Regions from separate parts of the Mus musculus genome. Here regions 1 and 2 are each linked to region 3. A link is a contact called in ENCODE Hi-C or POLR2A ChIA-PET data. All regions are on one chromosome and are shown on one strand. Each heading gives the region's core, a stretch centred on a gene start or an enhancer-like site at or near the end of the contact. The rest is flanking DNA. Distances are from core to core; before and after follow the strand shown. Region 1 overlaps Pvt1 (Pvt1 oncogene). Region 2 holds the start of Myc (myelocytomatosis oncogene). Region 3 holds the start of Pvt1 (Pvt1 oncogene).

What was found. A loop is a pair of places that touch in the nucleus more often than their neighbours do. ChIA-PET counts read pairs that join two places held with the same protein, here RNA polymerase II (POLR2A).
Region 1: a map of T-helper 17 cell shows a loop between it and region 3 (2.1-fold over the local background). The contact joins the enhancer-like site here to the promoter of Pvt1 in region 3. A Hi-C loop is called at or near these places in 2 of 37 maps with a recorded cell type or tissue (T-helper 17 cell and left cerebral cortex). POLR2A ChIA-PET finds 5 or more read pairs at or near these places in 4 of 5 experiments (Patski and embryonic stem cell).
Region 2: a map of left cerebral cortex shows a loop between it and region 3 (4-fold over the local background). The contact joins the promoter of Myc here to the promoter of Pvt1 in region 3. A Hi-C loop is called at or near these places in 12 of 37 maps with a recorded cell type or tissue (CH12.LX, adrenal gland, gastrocnemius and 3 more). POLR2A ChIA-PET finds 5 or more read pairs at or near these places in 3 of 5 experiments (Patski and embryonic stem cell).

The regions. Positions count from the first base shown.
Region 1 is chr15:62,077,444-62,081,124 of GRCm38, forward strand. The region is part of intron 1 of Pvt1 (Pvt1 oncogene); the gene reads left to right. Among named protein-coding and RNA genes, the nearest start is that of Pvt1, 41 kb to the left of the region's middle. Within about 2 kb of position 2,375, at least 2 of the 3 ENCODE cell types and tissues checked have a DNase peak (open chromatin) inside an H3K27ac peak, as active enhancers do.
Region 2 is chr15:61,983,501-61,987,142 of GRCm38, forward strand. It overlaps Myc (myelocytomatosis oncogene), which reads left to right and starts at 1,841. Exons shown (of 3, transcript NM_001177352.1): 1 at 1,841-2,451.
Region 3 is chr15:62,035,561-62,039,502 of GRCm38, forward strand. It overlaps Pvt1 (Pvt1 oncogene), which reads left to right and starts at 2,426. Exons shown (of 5, transcript NR_132747.1): 1 at 2,426-2,641.

The DNA.
Region 1 (3,681 bases), core at 1,125-3,624, 42 kb after region 3:
TCACACTGCGGTGAAACCATGTGATGCTCCATGGGTGAGCCCTGCCAGAAACTTCTCGGATTCTTCTTCCTGCTTTTGATTTGAACTAAGTGTTGGCTCTTGTGCATTCAAAACCCTTTTACTTTTTTGTTTGTTTGTTTGTTTTTTCAAGACAGGGTTTCTCTGTATAGCCCAGGCTGTCCTGGAACTCACTTTGTGGACCAGGCTGGCCTCGAACTCAGAAATCCGCCTGCCTCTGCCTCCTGAGTGCTGGGATTAAAGGAGTGTGCCACCACGCCCAGCTCAAAACCCTTTTACTTTTGACAAACATTTTTGAACCACCCTCCCCTCATCTACACACACACACACACACACACACACACACACGCACGCACGCACGCACGCACACATGCACACACACATACACTTAGTTCTACAATTCACCAAAATGAGAAACTGGAGGCTGAAGGCTGGTCAGTGTTTCCCTTTCCTGATTTGGAAGGTGTGGGGCTAATAGGAAGTGAGGTGTAGAGCTTGGTACTCGGATGTGAGTCACTTAGGTTCGAATGTCACTGTGAATGTAATTAACTGTTCTGGGTCTCTGTTCAATCCCTCTATAAAATAGCAAGCCACAGTGACGTCTGTCTCATAGGATTGAGATTTTTCCTTGAGTTTATTAATATAGCCTGGTCTACAAAGTGAGTCCCAGGACAGCCAGGGCTATACAGAGAAACCCTGTCTCGGAAAACAAAAACAAAAACAAAAAAAAACAAAACAAAAAAAAAAAATATATATATATATATATATATATATATATATATATATATATATATAAAACAATTGAATGGTATACTTTGCAGCATCTCAGCAAGACGAGGAGGTAAAGCCAGAGAACCAAAACAAGGCTGAGTAAAATGAGCTGAGGCCATTGGCCATTCCTTATTATCAGGAAGACATAGGTGACTACCTACCTTTCTCAACTTCTGGTCCCTTCCTCCCTCCCTCCCTCCCTCCCTCCCTCCCTCCCTCCCTCCCTCCCTCCCTCCCTCCCTCTCTCCCTCTTTTTTCTTCCTTCCTTCCTTCCTTCCTTCCTTCCTTCCTTCCTTCCTTCCTTCCTTCCTTCCTTCCTTTCTTTCTCTCTCTCTTTCTCTCTTTCTCTCTATTTTTGAGACAGGGTCTCTAAGTAGTCCTGGCTGTCCTTGAGCTTGCTATGAAGGCCAGGCTAGTCTCTAACTCAAAGATTGTCCTGCCTCTGCCTCTCAAACACTGGGGCCAAGGGTATGTGGCCACCATGCCCAGCCTTAAGTGAATGACCTGGATGCTCTTTGATAGTGATCCCTCCAGGGGCTTGGCCCGCCTTTGCTCTAATATAGAGCATGCTCTTCAGCTTGTAGGGCAATGCTCTTGTGACTTTGCCAACCTAGAGGTTGCTGAGAAAGAAAGCAAGTTTCTCACTTCTCCTGGAAGTCTGTATGGAAGAGCTGCAGCAGGAGCTGCACAGGTCCCATAAAGAAGGAATAGAATAGAGGGACTCTGCGGGAGGGGAGGGGCATGCTGATGTAGAGGTCTCCACAGTATATCTTGACTCAAGCTGGTTGTGACAGAAGCTTTCTGTAGGGGTGTATTTGCTGGGCTGAGTAACCAAAGTTGAGTTCTAATAAATAAAGATGAATGAAGAAGGAGGGAAATGTGGGAGGTTGGGGATGGGGGTGGTACAAGATACTCTCTGAGTCTGTGTGCCATTCAGAGTAATTTACACTGGGGGTCCCATTGTGCCCTTGGGCCCAGGCTCTATTTTGCCCCTTTGTTCCCTGTTCTATCCTAGCAGGGATGCTTGCTGACTTCCTGGCCATCCCCACCCCTTCTTGGGTCCTGGATCCTGCTTCCTTTCTCCCCCGCTTCACAATGATCTCATCCCAGCCGGGAAATGGGACTTTTGTTGCCCCTGCCTATTTGGCCTGGCCCAGTGTCAGGCCCATCACGTGCCCCTGCTGGGATACCGAGTGTATGAATCTCAGGCAGTGGGCAAGGCTGGCAGGGGAGGGCATTCCTCTGGACTGAGCTGTGCTGGTAGCTTGGCACACCCCCCCCCCCCCCTTCTAGAAGTGACTCAAAAGCTTTTCTGCATGCTCTTCTAGTGGACTGCTGAGTCATTCTCTGAGTCACAAGTGGTACAGCTGTGTACTCAACAGTGAGCCCTTGTGTGGGACCCAGATGGGCTGTCCTGACTCTTGGGGCATTTAAAGGCAGTTCACACTGGCATTTGACCCTCTCTGTCCTCCTCAAGGACTCTTTTACCCTGATTCCTTTCTAGGCCTATGTGTGTAGGCTAGGGAGTGATACACACCTCGGGCTGCCAGCTAGGATTCAGAATCCAAAAGTTCAATTCAAGTCAGCAGCTGGCTGACAGGCAGGGAGCCAGGGCGGTGATTAAGCAAGCTGGGGCAAGAGTGAAGTAGGGCAGATTCCTGGGCCCTAGGTGCGTCTCAGGAAGATCAGCCAACTTTCTTGTATCGTGCGTGTTTTGGGAGCATCCTGAAGCTACCTTGAGAATTCAATCTTTTTTTTTTTTTTTTTTTTTTTTTTTTTTTTTTTTTTAGTGAACAAGTGGAAGAATTCTTGTGTATTAAATCTCACTGTCCTTATACCCATTTGGTGTTTGAAGGAATGGGGTCTAGTAGATGATACCAGTTCAGAGGCAGAGTGAGAAGCATAAGTCAGAATATCAGAGTATCTAGAATTTGATGCTCAGACCTGCCTGACTCAGTTTAGCACCCCTCCCCCAAACCCCCACCCAATCTGGTTGCCTCGAGTCTTCCTCTTAAGGCAGCTGTCCTGTAGTGCAGGAAGCCAACTCCCAAGGTAAAATGTCTTTAGACAAATAAAAATGTCTTTAGAAGGCCTAGGCTCTCTATGGGGTGAGACTGAATGCTGAGGCCCGATCTGGCCTCTGATAGAGGAGGGCTTTCAACTGTTGGGGGCAGGGAACAGCTAGGAGCTTGGCAGGGAGGACTCTGTATATACTGTATCTGTCCGGTAGCACTGGAGATAGAGCCCTAGCTGACCCTGAGTGGAAAGATGGTTGGTTGCATAGTTGTGCTAGCACAGGACATACTGCAAGGGTTTGGGCTCTAGAACTTTTCCTCTGCTCATGTGGCTTTGGTGGAGTCACCTCTGCCGGCTAGTGCTAGTTCTAAAGCCTAACCCATCCTTTGGGAAGGAGTCTGTTTTATGGCTTCCTAGGTAAGGCTGATGACCCATGTGTTAGTGCTGATGTGAGCCACTTGTGGAAGTGGTCCAGTGTTCAGCCACCACTTATCCACTGGGGCCAGATGGGCTAGACCTCAAAGATCTGTAGGGCAAGATGGAAAACAGTCATCCTTTGAATTCACCAGGAACCTCATGACTAGAGAGATGATTAGGAGGCCATTGTTACCTTCTATGGAAGGTGATGAGTGAGCTGGAAAGAGCTTTGGGTATGGACACGCTTCGAAGGCGGGCATTTTGAATAGTAGCATAAAGGCAGATGGTGATGGGGAAATTTCTAATAGAGTGTTGCTGTAGAACAAGGTTGTTCCCAACCTTCTGATCCCCCCTTCCCTGTCTTCCTAGTGCAGTTATAGGCTATGCCACCAGATTTCTGGTTTTGATAGAAGCTTTCAGAACTCTCTTGTGTCCAGGAATGATTCATTTTCTAAGGAC
Region 2 (3,642 bases), core at 591-3,090, 53 kb before region 3:
GGCGGGGAAAGAGTCTCTGCAGCAAAACGCAGACTAGGGATTGGTGGCTCTTGGTGTTTGAGGCAAAATCCTAGAGGCTGTAGTCATTTTGCAATCCTTAAAGCTGAATTGTGCAATGAGCTCGATGAAGGAAGATACTATCATTCAACAGCTGAATCCTAAATTGCAAACTCAGTGGCTAATAACAACTTTGAACAATGAGCACCTTATACACGCTACTGTATTTTCTTTTCTTTCTTTTTTTTTTTTTTTTTTTTTTTTAAACCGGGTAGCAGTGAGAGAGGTTTCTTTAAGTGCCTTGGGGCGAGGAGTCCGGAATAAGAAGACTTCTTTGGGTTTTAAAGTGTAGGATAAGCAAATCCCGAGGGAATATGCATTATATAATAAATCTAGAACCAATGCACAGAGCAAAAGACTCATGTTTCTGGTTGGTTAATAAGCTAGATTATCGTGTATATATAAAGTGTGTATGTATACGTTTGGGGATTGTACAGAATGCACAGCGTAGTATTCAGGAAAAAGGAAACTGGGAAATTAATGTATAAATTAAAATCAGCTTTTAATTAGCTTAACACACACATACGAAGGCAAAAATGTAACGTTACTTTGATCTGATCAGGGCCGACTTTTTTTTTTAAGTGCATAATTACGATTCCAGTAATAAAAGGGGAAAGCTTGGGTTTGTCCTGGGAGGAAGGGGTTAACGGTTTTCTTTATTCTAGGGTCTCTGCAGGCTCCCCAGATCTGGGTTGGCAATTCACTCCTCCCCCTTTCTGGGAAGTCCGGGTTTTCCCCAACCCCCCAATTCATGGCATATTCTCGCGTCTAGCGCCTTGATTTTCCCCACCCCAGCTCCTAAACCAGAGTCTGCTGCAAACTGGCTCCACAGGGGCAAAGAGGATTTGCCTCTTGTGAAAACCGACTGTGGCCCTGGAACTGTGTGGAGGTGTATGGGGTGTAGACCGGCAGAGACTCCTCCCGGAGGAGCCGGGTAGAGCGCACCCGCCGCCACTTTACTGGACTGCGCAGGGAGACCTACAGGGGAAAGAGCCGCCTCCACACCACCCGCCGGGTGGAAGTCCGAACCGGAGGTGCTGGAGTGTGTGTGTGGGGGGGGGGGGGAATCTGCCTTTTGGCAGCAAATTGGGGGGGGGGGTCGTTCTGGAAAGAATGTGCCCAGTCAACATAACTGTACGACCAAAGGCAAAATACACAATGCCTTCCCCGCGAGATGGAGTGGCTGTTTATCCCTAAGTGGCTCTCCAAGTATACGTGGCAGTGAGTTGCTGAGCAATTTTAATAAAATTCCAGACATCGTTTTTCCTGCATAGACCTCATCTGCGGTTGATCACCCTCTATCACTCCACACACTGAGCGGGGGCTCCTAGATAACTCATTCGTTCGTCCTTCCCCCTTTCTAAATTCTGTTTTCCCCAGCCTTAGAGAGACGCCTGGCCGCCCGGGACGTGCGTGACGCGGTCCAGGGTACATGGCGTATTGTGTGGAGCGAGGCAGCTGTTCCACCTGCGGTGACTGATATACGCAGGGCAAGAACACAGTTCAGCCGAGCGCTGCGCCCGAACAACCGTACAGAAAGGGAAAGGACTAGCGCGCGAGCAAGAGAAAATGGTCGGGCGCGCAGTTAATTCATGCTGCGCTATTACTGTTTACACCCCGGAGCCGGAGTACTGGGCTGCGGGGCTGAGGCTCCTCCTCCTCTTTCCCCGGCTCCCCACTAGCCCCCCTCCCGAGTTCCCAAAGCAGAGGGCGGGGAAGCGAGAGGAGGAAAAAAAAATAGAGAGAGGTGGGGAAGGGAGAAAGAGAGATTCTCTGGCTAATCCCCGCCCACCCGCCCTTTATATTCCGGGGGTCTGCGCGGCCGAGGACCCCTGGGCTGCGCTGCTCTCAGCTGCCGGGTCCGACTCGCCTCACTCAGCTCCCCTCCTGCCTCCTGAAGGGCAGGGCTTCGCCGACGCTTGGCGGGAAAAAGAAGGGAGGGGAGGGATCCTGAGTCGCAGTATAAAAGAAGCTTTTCGGGCGTTTTTTTCTGACTCGCTGTAGTAATTCCAGCGAGAGACAGAGGGAGTGAGCGGACGGTTGGAAGAGCCGTGTGTGCAGAGCCGCGCTCCGGGGCGACCTAAGAAGGCAGCTCTGGAGTGAGAGGGGCTTTGCCTCCGAGCCTGCCGCCCACTCTCCCCAACCCTGCGACTGACCCAACATCAGCGGCCGCAACCCTCGCCGCCGCTGGGAAACTTTGCCCATTGCAGCGGGCAGACACTTCTCACTGGAACTTACAATCTGCGAGCCAGGACAGGACTCCCCAGGCTCCGGGGAGGGAATTTTTGTCTATTTGGGGACAGTGTTCTCTGCCTCTGCCCGCGATCAGCTCTCCTGAAAAGAGCTCCTCGAGCTGTTTGAAGGCTGGATTTCCTTTGGGCGTTGGAAACCCCGGTAAGCACAGATCTGGTGGTCTTTCCCTGTGTTCTTTCTGCGTCTTGAATGTAGCGGCCGGTTAGGACAGTCTTTCTTCCATTCCTGTGCTTTTGACACTTTTCTCAAGAGTAGTTGGGGTAGGCTGGGGTAGATCTGAGTCGGGGTAGAGCGACTTGTCAAGATGACAGAGGAAAGGGGAAGGGAAAAACCGGGATGCATTTTGAAGCGGGGTTCCCGAGGTTACTATGGGCTGACGCTGACCCGGCCGGTTGGACATTCTTGCTTTGCTACATTAATTGATATGTGTCCTTTGAGGGGTCAAACCGGGAGGTCGCTTCGTGGTGGCCAAAGAAAGCCCTTGGAATCCTGAGGTCTTTGGAGAAGGGATTACCTTTTGCGTTTGGGAGCGAGAAGGCTCCGTAGCTTCTGACTTACCAGTCTCTGAGAGGGCATTTAAATTTCAGCTTGGTGCATTTCTGACAGCCTGGGACCGACACGGAGGTGCGTCCCGCCCGCCAATCCCCGGCGGCGATCGCAACCCGTCCCTGAGCCTTTTAAGAAGTTGCTATTTTGGCTTTAAAAATAGTGATCGTAGTAAAATTTAAGCCTGACCCCCGCGGCACTAGGACTTGATGTTGGGCTAGCGCAGTGAGGAGAAGCAAAATTGGGACAGGGATGTGACCGATTCGTTGACTTGGGGGAAACCAGAGGGAATCCTCACATTCCTACTTGGGATCCGCGGGTATCCCTCGCGCCCCTGAATTGCTAGGAAGACTGCGGTGAGTCGTGATCTGAGCGGTTCCGTAACAGCTGCTACCCTCGGCGGGGAGAGGGAAGACGCCCTGCACCCAGTGCTGAATCGCTGCAGGGTCTCTGGTGCAGTGGCGTCGCGGTTTAGAGTGTAGAAGGGAGGTGTCTCTTATTATTTGACACCCCCTCCCCTTTTATTTCGAGAGGCTTGTGATAGCCGGAGACTGAGCTCTCTCCTCCAAGTCAGCAATCGGAAAGAAAAGCCGGCAAAGGAAGGAAGGGGGCGCGCTGGGGGTGGAGAAAGAGGAGGGCGGAGAGGGGCGGCGGCGCCGGCTGGGTAGGAGCGCGGCGACGGCGCGAATAGGGACTCGGACCCGGTCGGCGGCGCAGAGAGCCGGCACACGGGAGGGGGCCGAGCGACGCGGCGCCTCTCGCCTTTCTCCTTCAGGTGGCGCAAAA
Region 3 (3,942 bases), core at 1,176-3,675:
AACCTCCATTTTGTAACATAATAAAAATAAGTTTTCTTTAAGAAAAAAGAACAAAGAAACAAAGCTGGTCTTTAATCCCAGCACTTGGGAGGCAGAGACAGGCAGATATCTGAGTTCCAGGTCAGCCTGGTCTACAAAGTGAGTTCCAGGACAGCTAGAGCTACACAGAGAAACCTGTCTCGAAAAACAAAAAACAAAAAACAAAAAACAAAAAACAAAAAACAAAAAAAAAAAAACAAAAGGAAAAGATAAAATTAGAAACATATATTATAATGTTTGTTTTAGATAGTAGTGCTATTAAAAATACTTTCTTCTGTGAAATTTTGCTGGAATATTTTCTTTCTTTCTTTCTTTTTCTTTTTTTTTCTTTCTTTCTTTTCTTTTTTCTTTTTTTCTTTTTTTTTTTTTTTTGACAGGGTTTCTCTGTATAGCCCTGGCTGTCCTGGAACTCATTTTGTAGACCAGGCTGGCCTGGACCTCAGAAATCCACCTGTCTCTGTCTCCCAAGTGCTGGGATTAAAGGTGTGGGCCACCATGCCCGGCACTGGAAAAATTTTTAAACATCCCATAAAAGGAAGCCCCACTCCCCAAAGTAACAACCTGGACAGAAAGCCTTCGAAGAGAATGCTTTAAAAAATGTGGTAAGAATGCTGAAGTGTAGCTCTCCACAACTTATGGCTTCTGGAGGGGGTCGGGTAGGTGGGGAAGGAATCAGTTTTCTTTAAGGAGCTGGCTGGTCCCTAGGAGTGTGGCCATACTCCAGTGGCTCTATGACTTTCCAGTGGTGGTGGTGGTGGTGGTGGTGGTAGGGATGTTCACAAAGGTGGGGAGGACTGACATGGGAGGATCGGGATAAGAGTGCTATTAGAGTGTATTATGTGAAATTCCCAAATGATATTTTTATATTATATCGGGGGAAAATATTAGCCTAAAATTAGCGCAGCAAAATTTAGTCCCAGGGAAGGGCAAACTGGGTCGAGACTAAAGCTGAATGAACCTGGGTGAAGGTCTTCAGCCGTTGGGAGGTCTAGTGTACAGGACTAACTGGAAGGAGCAGGTGGCATCTTCAGGGATTTGTTACTGAAGTTGTCTTTAAAACTGGGCCTCTGAGAGCCTGTGGTTGCTTCTCCCCAAGGTCGCAGCAGGTGGTTTGGGAAATGTCTGACACATCGAAAGCACATACAGACATAGAATTCAGAACCCTCTTCACTCTCTAGCACAAGAAGGAGATAATCTGAAGGAGATAATCGGAAGATCTGTTCGGTCACTCTCAGGGTGGAAACCAACCACACACAGCGCGATTATCCGTGCATATCGCACTGGCACACACGAGTATGGTAAATTTTCTCTTCAACAGAGACATCTTCATGTGGCTAAGAAGTAATGAAAGTGAAGACATTGAAGGGGGAACGTAGAGGGAGGGAGGAGATAAAGACTCTCTGAGAGATTGAAATAAAGTGAGGTATAGTGTGCTGAGAGAAGAGTGGACCCGCGTTACTTTCCGCGATCCTGGTATCACCTAGTTATGCAACCCGCTTTCCACAGGACTCCGGTTTCCCTCTAGGATCTGAGTCTACCTCATCTTTCATTCCCCTTTCTGGTTGTAGCACGTTGCCGCGCTTGACTAAATGGTACTAGAGACGTGCACCTGTTCGGTGCTGGATTGAATACAGCGAAAAGAATATCGTGGTATACGCGTGCCTTTCACACCAGCCTTCGTTCTTTGCAGAGGCTTTTGCACATTTGAGAGGTTAGTGTAATACCCTGTACGGACCAAGAATGGAGGATGCTGCAGACAGGTGGTCCTCTCTCAGCTAGAGTTTGCTTAGTACGTCCTTCTCTCCAGAACCACAGATGATGGATGGTACCCAGGACTGCTCTCAGATGAGAGTTCTGAAATAGAACAGATTCGGGGGGGTCTTCTGTAGGAACTACTGACCTATTTTCTGAGCAGTTTGGTCCTTTTAATTCACTGGAGTCTCCTTCCCTATCCGAAAAGTGGGAAGACTGCTAAGCTTCAAGGTGAAGGGGGATGGGATGTCTACCTTAAAAAGGAATAGTGTGGGGGAGGGGAGGGTGGGGAGGGGAGGTGGGAAAGCTAGTTGACCTCGCCTGGGCATAGCCCCAGGCTGTGTGGGACCTATGTAGGACCTAGGTTTGAGTGCAGCTAGAACCTCCCAGCCCAGGACTGACAGAGTGTGCTCTCTACTAGGGCCATCTGGGCATTAAGCAGCCTCAGTGGCACGCCACCTCCATGCGGTTCTCCTCTCAGGCTTGATGCCCCTTCATTGCCTAGGGCAGCAGGCAGAGGGGCGAGCTGGATCCCTCAGGTCAGAAACCTCCAGACACCAGGAGATCGGGGACACACGCGGCCTGCCCGGTGGCGCGCGCTTCTCCCCCTCCCCCGCGGCCGGGAGCGAGCCGCCGTGACGTCACGGGCCACCCGCCAGCCCCGCGCTCTACCAGGCAGAGCGCGTGTGGCCGCCGAGCACATGGACCCACTGGTCAAGCGGGCTCGGCAAGGCCAGGATGAAGAGAAGCTACGAACTTAGCATTCCCAGAGCCCCCCGAGTGGATATCCGCGTGGAAAGGATGTTGGCAGCCCCGGTGACCTCGGAGTCACGGCTGGATCCACCCTCTTGTAAGTTCCAAGTTTATCCCCTGGAAACTCTGGAGCCCAGGGATGCAGAGTCTGGATAGAGGAAAGTGGCTTTTGCATTCCCACGAGCGCGTGTTAACCTTGCACTTTTCCTCATCACTAGACTCGAGATTGCCAGAGAGTTTGGGTGTGGGTGAGAAGTGTGGGTGCGAGGGAGATTTCCCAGGATGGCCTCTACATAGAGGTAATTCTGGATTTATGCACTTGATCAAGAGCCCATTTCCTCAGGTCTAAAAGAGAGAGACGCCCCCTGCAATCAGCGCAGATTTGGGGCCGCTGATGTGGTTTGGAGGCCTCATTTACGAAACTGGAAGTCTGAGTCTAGTCTAGTGATGCTCCCTCCATCCTTGGCCAGCCCTCCTCCGAGACACCCCCTCGGGGCAGAAAGAAGGTGATCTCCTAAAACTCCCTGTGTCAGGAAACTTTCTGTGCTTTTGTATTGCGTTCCTGTGTTCGTGGAAGGCCCCCACGCCTTCATCCTTGCTAATTCTTTTTGGATAGCTTGTTGCTTTAACTAGATTGGCCCTTTCTTGGCTAGTATTTTCTGCTGTACCTATGAGTGGTGTGGGAGAACTGTGCAGACTTCCAGGAAGCGCAGCCATGAAGCTACATGTGCCTATGTGTAGACACATCATGGATTTTCTTACTAGTTTACTAGTGGGTGATAATCTGTCCTTTTGAGCTCTCCAGAACGTTCTAGAAGCTTAAGGAGAGAAATCACTTAAGAGAGTATAGGGAGAAGTGAGGTTTTTGTTTCCTTTCTGCTCTTGTGTTTTTAAGGGGTTGTTGTCATTTGACCTAGAGAAAGCCAAATGTGTGTGTGTGTGTGTGTGTGTGTGTGTGTGTGTGTGTGTGTGCCTGCCTGCTTGCCTGTCTGTCTGTCTGTTTGTCTGTCTGTGTGTCTGTGTGTTGGGGAGGGCTAAGGATGCAGGTCTCTGTTGAAGTGCATGTGGTAGGATGTTGCAGGCCTGTTTTGCATATGGGCAGTGACAAGTTTGGGCTTGTTCACTTGCACAGTCCTATGGTCATAGCTAGTCCTTCTTAAAGCTCTAGCCAGTGGGAAAGCGTTTGTGTTTCTATCCTTGGAGCTCCAAGTGGGACTTCTTAAAAGATTTAGAAGGAGCAAAGCTGTCAGGAAATCAGAAACGTCACATGGACTCCATGACTGGGAAAAACCTCGTGGTGGCCTGCTCTCAGTGCTTGGATGTGTGCTAGTTACATCTCGGAGGTGAGGATGTGCCTTACGGTTATTTGAACTCAACTAGGTTCATGATGGATCTGGT